Linked DNA regions of Mus musculus: region 2 is linked to region 1. The links are chromatin contacts, found by POLR2A ChIA-PET in ENCODE. All regions are on one chromosome and are shown on one strand. Each heading gives the region's core, a stretch centred on a gene start or an enhancer-like site at or near the end of the contact. The rest is flanking DNA. Distances are from core to core; before and after follow the strand shown.

What was found. ChIA-PET counts read pairs that join two places held with the same protein, here RNA polymerase II (POLR2A).
Region 2: POLR2A ChIA-PET joins it to region 1 with 11 read pairs in Patski. The contact joins the promoter of Bbip1 here to the enhancer-like site in region 1. POLR2A ChIA-PET finds 5 or more read pairs at or near these places in 3 of 5 experiments (Patski and embryonic stem cell).

What each region holds. Positions count from the first base shown.
Region 1 is chr19:53,798,625-53,801,896 of GRCm38, reverse strand. All of the region lies in intron 1 of Rbm20 (RNA binding motif protein 20), which reads right to left. Among named protein-coding and RNA genes, the nearest start is that of Gm30890, 13 kb to the right of the region's middle. Within about 2 kb of position 1,921, at least 1 of the 3 ENCODE cell types and tissues checked has a DNase peak (open chromatin) inside an H3K27ac peak, as active enhancers do.
Region 2 is chr19:53,942,905-53,946,456 of GRCm38, reverse strand. It overlaps Bbip1 (BBSome interacting protein 1), which reads left to right and starts at 1,830. Exons shown (of 4, transcript NM_001195338.1): 1 at 1,830-2,301; 2 at 2,878-2,991. Shoc2 (Shoc2, leucine rich repeat scaffold protein) reads right to left here and starts at 1,581. Exons shown (of 9, transcript NM_019658.6): 1 at 1,444-1,581.

The sequences.
Region 1 (3,272 bases), core at 672-3,171:
GTACAGCGCAGCCACATGCTCGTCCCTGGTGATGTCCCCCTGACCAGCAGACAAGCCAGGAGCGTGTCAGTGCCCAACCAACAAAACCAACTTTGTTCACAGTGAGCACGATGGCTTCCCAGAGAAGCGATTCGGGAATTTAAAACCACTCTTGAGTTCAACTCAGCTCACTTTCCAGACTGTAACAAATGCGCCCTTGCTTGTTTGTGCTAAGATATAAACCATAGTCCAGGTGAGATTAATGAAGCCAGGCAGGAGTTACTGTTCACTGTGGGTACGACTTCACAGGAGACCCAAGTGCAACTTGCAGCTCAGGGGTCGGGCCTCTGCTGTCTCCTGGAAGCTAAATATCTCCTAGATCTTCATCTTTCCATAGTTAAATCTGACTGCACATATGCAGATCTTAGAAGAGTTCAGAGAAGCTCACCATGCCTCCAGGTGAAAGTGCCATGAACTTATGAGACATCCCCAAGTTTTCTACAACACTGTAATTCATAATTTATATTATTTACAATGTGTTTCAAGGAGAACCAGACAGGAGGAGTGCAAAGGCCCCAGATATAAAGAAAATGGGGGTGGAAAGGCTGGACGCACCCTACTGGACCAGTACCATTGTCTGCCCTGACTGCAATAAATGACATAACTACATGGTGATTAAAAGGGGAAAAACTAACTTTCCTGTAATGCTCTCAGAAACTGGGTCAGGCTATGTAGCACAGAGACGGGTTTCAAAATGCCAGGTTACAAAGATGCTAGCTCTGACAATCCAGGTCCTGTGCGGGCTGCAAGTTCGAAATTCTAGCTAAATGTCATAGATCTGAGAAGCAAGGAGTCTCAGAGATCATCTTGTGGTCACAACCCACCTGTCCAACACAGGGAGGAAAGCAAAAGCCAGGGAAGTTGATGAAATACAAAAGTCTCGTTGTTCCAACCCCAGTCGAACTCCTGAAGAGAGCAGAGCCAGGACTGGAGCCCCAGGGCTGGTGCGGGGGTGAGAGTGGAACGCAGCCTTCAGCAGGGGGGGTCTCTTCCTTCTTGGAGACAGGGAGGGCTGTTGCACACTCTCTTCACAAACAATGGTGTTGCTGGATCATCATTGGCTAGGCCTCTGTGACTAATTTCAAGATTACCGGGTCACTGCTGCTAACCCGTGTTTGGGCCTTTGCCACAACATTACCATAGGGTGATTCATATCACCATGACAGCTCTCCGAGATGATTCATAGCATCGATGATAATCCTGCGTTCTCTCTTTTGTTCTGGGCTTTTCACTTGGTAGGTTAATAGGAGTCGCCCACTGCTGCAACACACACATGCACACGCATGCACATACATTCACACACACACACACACACGCCCACGCCCACGCCCACGCACAATCAGTCTCCAGAGGAACCATATGGGTAGTGAGTTCAAATGTGATCATTTCCAGTTTACACTAAGAAGACTATATAGGTCAGACAGTGGTGTGCACTTCTCCACCCAGTACTCAGGAGGCTGAGGCAGGAGGATTGAGAGTTTGAGGACAATCCCGGCTATGTAAGTGAGACTTTGTCTCAAAACAAACAAACAGAAAACGAAAAGCACAAGACCAGGAAAGACATGGTGAGCCACCTGAGGTCATCCACAGAATAAAGGACTTTTAGTTGCATAACTGCCCACGGTCACTAAAGGGAGCGTCTAGCGCTTTATTTTCGGCCCAACTTCCCTATGTGACCTTTAGTCTCCTGTGCTCTGCACTGCTCTTATCAGACAGCGTGCAAGTCTCACGAAGAGGGCCTGGTGGTTTTCTAACTGACAGGGGTGGGACTGCCTTTCCTCTCAGGAGTGGAACTCAGCACGTGCATGAGGGAAATGATAAATCCATGCGTGCAGAGAAAGCAGTATGCGTTCCCCAGCGACCCACAAGACAGGCTTCCAGGGGGCCCAGCCATGTGACATGGTGACATGACAGACAGGGTACAGTCTCCTACACATCCATAACTGTCTCGGGATTGCTTGTATCTGCAAGGCTGTGTTGAACCAGCCTGCAAGTCTGGGGCAATTTTGGCCAATGTAGCCTCTAAGAATAACATACTCACTCTTCCTTTCTCCCATACCCTATCATTTTCTTTTTTTTAAGGCTTTCTTTGTTTTGAAGGGCTGGGGACATGTGGAAAACACATGTCTGCTACTGAGCCTCATCTCCCAGCTACTCATGTTTCTTTCTTTTAAAATACGTTTTATTTTATAAAATTATGCACCAGGTGTGGTGATGCACACCTTTCATCCCAGCGTTCAGGGAGCATAGGAAGGTTGATCTCTGTGAGTTTGAATTCAGCCTGGTCTATAAAGAGAGTTCCATGCCAGCGAGGGCTGCATAGTTAAGACCGTATCTACAGAAAAAGAAAAAAAAAAAAGTAAAAGATAAACAACTTAATTTTGTTGTTATTGATGTTTTGGTTTTTTGAAACAAGGTCTCTTGACCTTGTATACTGGGGAATTAGAAAGGGTCTCAGTATATAGCCCTGGCTGTCCTGGAGCTTACTCTGTAGACCAGGCTAGCCTTGAACTCACAGAGATCCTCCTGCCTCTACCTCTCAAGTACTAGTGTTAAAGACATGTGTTGCTATGCCCAGTTTATGACTTAAAATTATTATATTAGATGAAGAGATTTATTTAATATTCATGTTTGTTGTGAATTTTAAAAATATAAAAGTAAGCTAGGTGGTAGTGGCACATATCTTTAATACCAGTACTTGGAAGGCAGAGGTACGTGGATCTCTGAGTTTAAGGCCAGTCTGGTCTACATAACTAGCTCTAGGATAGCCAAGTATACACAGAGAAAGCCTGTGTCAAAAAAAAACCAACACCAGTGTGTGTGTGTGTGTGTGTGTGTGTGTGTGTGTGTGTGTGTAGCAGGAGCCTAAAAAAACCTCATCATTGATTCCCCCACCCCCTCAAATGAACAGAACATGCTATTATAGTCATTTTGACTCAGAGGACATTAGGTGGACAAGGCCAACCTAGGCAGCACATATGTGCTGTCACAACACAAGATGGAGAGCTACTGAGACCCTGTTTAATTCCCTAATACACAGTAATATCCCTTCAAGACACTGCCTAGATCAGTCCCACTCTCTTTTCTCCAGAGACAATTACAGGGGGGTTTGTATATCTCCTGGTCTATTCTTGTGTCTGTCTATTTGTCTATGTATAAAAGTATAAACATGAATCTTTTCTTACATAGATGTAGGACTAGTTTCACAAAAATTCTCCACAACACACAGACAC
Region 2 (3,552 bases), core at 581-3,080, 140 kb before region 1:
TTCAAATATAGTTGCAATTTAATTTGTAGAGTTGGTGAACATTACAAATTGTGAATAGCTAAACCTCTAAGTTTCTTCAAATACATAGCAAAGAACAGTTACAAAGGCAATGCCAGGGAGGGGTGACTGAAGGAATGAGTGTACTAGTAAACGCAGGTCTTTAAAAATCAAACATCTTTGTCAGGGCTGATGACTTACACACAAAAACACTTGCTTGCACAAGTCTACCATTCGATTCTGAAAAACAGCTAAGTTTTTGATTCGGCAATCCTTCCGGGTAGATGCTAGAACTTCTGACATCCACAAAGAGTGTACGCGATTACACCGGTGTAAGCTCCCAGATTAACCATCCTGCTGCAGACCAATGTACCACACAGTCCACATTTGCAAGCTGATTTTTTACTTCCCTTGAGTCCTCAAAAATACTTGTGGGGATAGGTCGCAAAACAGGGTTTCCTCTTTTATTTTCATCACCTTCATAATGATACAAACCAATGGGAAGAAAATCGAATCTCCCAAATGTAAAGGTGAGATGAGATGAAAAAAAAAAAAAAAAAAAAAAAAACACACCCCAAAAGCATCTTCTTTCCGATTCCCAAATAGACAAGCAATTCCACCTGTTTGTAAACCCCCCACTTGCACTGTTAACACAAACCTCTGCGGAGAGGGACGGGGGAGCGAGGGGAGAGGGAGAGAGAGAGAGAGGCGGGCGAATTACTGCTTTGGAGTCCTTATTCTTCTACCTAGGCATGGGGGAGGGGATGGTACAAAACAATGGATACCGAGGGGCTAGGGGGAAAATCTTTTTGCCCTGCAGCCTCCTGCGTTCCGAGCTGGGGGCGGGGAGTTACACTACTTTTCCTCCAGCCCTCAAAGCCGACACGGAGATTGCCACCAGGCGTGTTTAGCAGGGCGGTCTCTGCGGCCACAACTCCTTTCACTCGGCAACACACCCAACGCCGAACCCACCACTCGTCCCGCAGGGTCTGCGAGGAGGAGACCGCTCAGCGCCGAGGACTTTGGGGTGGAGGCGCAGAGACCCCACCCCACAGCCCTACGGCCGCGCCCGCCCTCCCGCCCGCCCGCCCGCCCGGCGCCAAGCGTCCTCGCGACCCGGGCAGCCCCGCAGTCCCGGCCGGGAGGCGCCGAGAGACCGGAGCAGCCGGAGCGCGACTGACTCGCCGCCCCGGGCCCGCGCCCGCGCCCCGGCGCTGTCCCGGCCGCCCGCTCCGCAGTAGGCCCGGCCCGGCGCTGTCAGGGGGCAGCCTGCCGCTCCCCGTGTCCCGCCCGCCGGCCCCGCGCGGGCAGCGGCTCCGAGGCTCCGGCGCCCCGGGCCGTGGCACCCCGGAAAGCGGCCGCGGCGCCTCCCAGGGCCCCGACCCCTCAGGCCTCGCCCCGGCTCCGGCGGCTCGCGCCTGTCAGGACGTGTGGGCCTCCCCTTACCGACGGCCGGCCGGGCCCCCCGACAGGCAGGAAAGCAGAGAACCGGCCCACGGGCGCTCCTGTGCCGCTCCCGCCCCAGGCTGCCGTCCGGAGCCCGGACTCCACCATCCCTGCTCACCTCCTTCCTCCTCCTCGTCCTCCGCTCCCCGAGCGACGCTCCCCTGCCACCGCCCCCCCGCCCCTCCCCCACTCGCCCCGCCCCTCCACACACTCTGGCTCCAATCGCCCCGCCCCAGCCCCCTTGAGCGAGCCTGGGCATTCGCTAGGGAGGAGGGATGGGCGGAGCCAGAGCAAAAGCAGTCACCCAATCAGAGGGAAACCTTGGCGCCAGCTTCCCTGTCCCCGCCCTTTTCCTTTCCTCCGCGGCAGTGCGCGGTCTCCCGCCCACTGGGCGCCGCTGGCTAGCTCCGCCACAGAGAAAAGCCTCCAGCCGGGTAGAGAAACGACTCCCAGTCGGAAGTTACGGTTGAAGCCCAGGCAGCCATAATTGATGATGGCAGGAGGCGTTTCCTGTCACCCGTTTGACGTACGTTTTTCCTGCTTTTGGTTCCCCGTTACCCCAGGCAACAGCAGAGCGGTCTGGAAAGGGATGCACCTGTAAGTATACTTACGGAGGATGTGCACACACACAGTCCACACTGGGCGAGTTAATTCGCGATCGGGAACTGCCGGTTTGCTTGCCAGACCCTTTACGGAGCCCCTGATCGCTTACCTAGAACTACAGTTTAGGGCTTCAAAACTCCCTCGCACCGGAAGTTGCGCTTGCACTTCCTAGTAGGGTCATGGCCAGGAGGTGGGAGTAGCCGGACCCCGCCTGCGCCCCAGGGGGTGCCTCCTCTCCCAGAGCTGACGAGTGAGGTAAGTGTCCCTGACGCCCTACAGCAGGGCCGGCCAGGCCGGATGAACCGCAGGGAGGGAGCTGGGAGAAGACTAAGCGGAGGCCCCGGGCCGCTTCCGCTGGCAGAGGGTTTCCTTTCCGGCTGGTGGGGCGGTGGCCAGCCTTCCCTCCGCCCCTCTGAGGTTCCCTGTAGGGCGAGGCAGCCGGATCGGCCGCCGGGCGAGGCCAGGCCCGCAGTCCCTAGGTCTGCACAGTGGGGCACGGTGCACGCCTCCTCGAGTTCCTGTCGAGTACAGTACTTTCACTCCCTGGCCTTTAGAAACTCCAAATTTTGGGAACCAAAGAAACCGGTTTCCACCCCAGCTATCAAAGAAAAAGATGACTTCCCTGAGCCAACCCGCAAAGCAAAACCTTCCCTTTCATCTTTGATTTTTCTTCCCTTTCTGTCCTGCCTCCCCTTTCTGAGCTCTATGTAAGCTTCAACTAGAAGTCTGGGTTAGGGTATATTGAAGTAGTTAGTCCTGGGTGTTTACGATTGTGAATATCCTTTTAAAGGACATTTTAAAAATATTTAAAATGCTTTATGTGTCTCCAAGACATTGTCTCATGTAGTTCCTTCTGTGGACGTTTGGAGTCAAGAAGTCAATCGTTCTGATAACTACAGATTGGATTCCTAAAGGTGCAAGAAAAAAAAAAAGAACAATTTTCAGGTAAATTGAAATATGCTTATACCTAACCAAACGAAAATTAAAGTACAAATCTACCTTCTCTACCTATGTTCCAGAAAAAAAAATGAAGTAATCCTGTTCTCCTGAGGTTTACTGTTGTAGTCAGCTGTCACCTTTTGTGATGTGTGTCCATTTACCTGCTTGGTAATTGTTAAGATTCTGCTATGTACACATTTCTTTCCTATTCATATTCCAACTTTAGTACTATCTAGAAGTCATTTATAGGTCTGCAGTTAGGCAGACCCTAACATAAATTTGCTAAGAATTTCGAAGTTGAGAATCTGCAGAATACAGTATTCTTACAACCAAGAAAAGTGGCAATTTTGTAAAACAGAATACAGAGAATATATAAATCAAACTCCTGTCAAAGTTTTGTATTATACATGGACATTGCCACCTTAGAACTTTAGATCGTCTTCCCCTCTGCGACACTGACATTTTTAAGAAGTCATCACAGAGGTATTGTTGGAAAGGGATTCCTTTTCTTATTTCATGCAAACCAGAAGTTAGACTGGAGGCCTGACTGACTGTGTAAGTACTGGG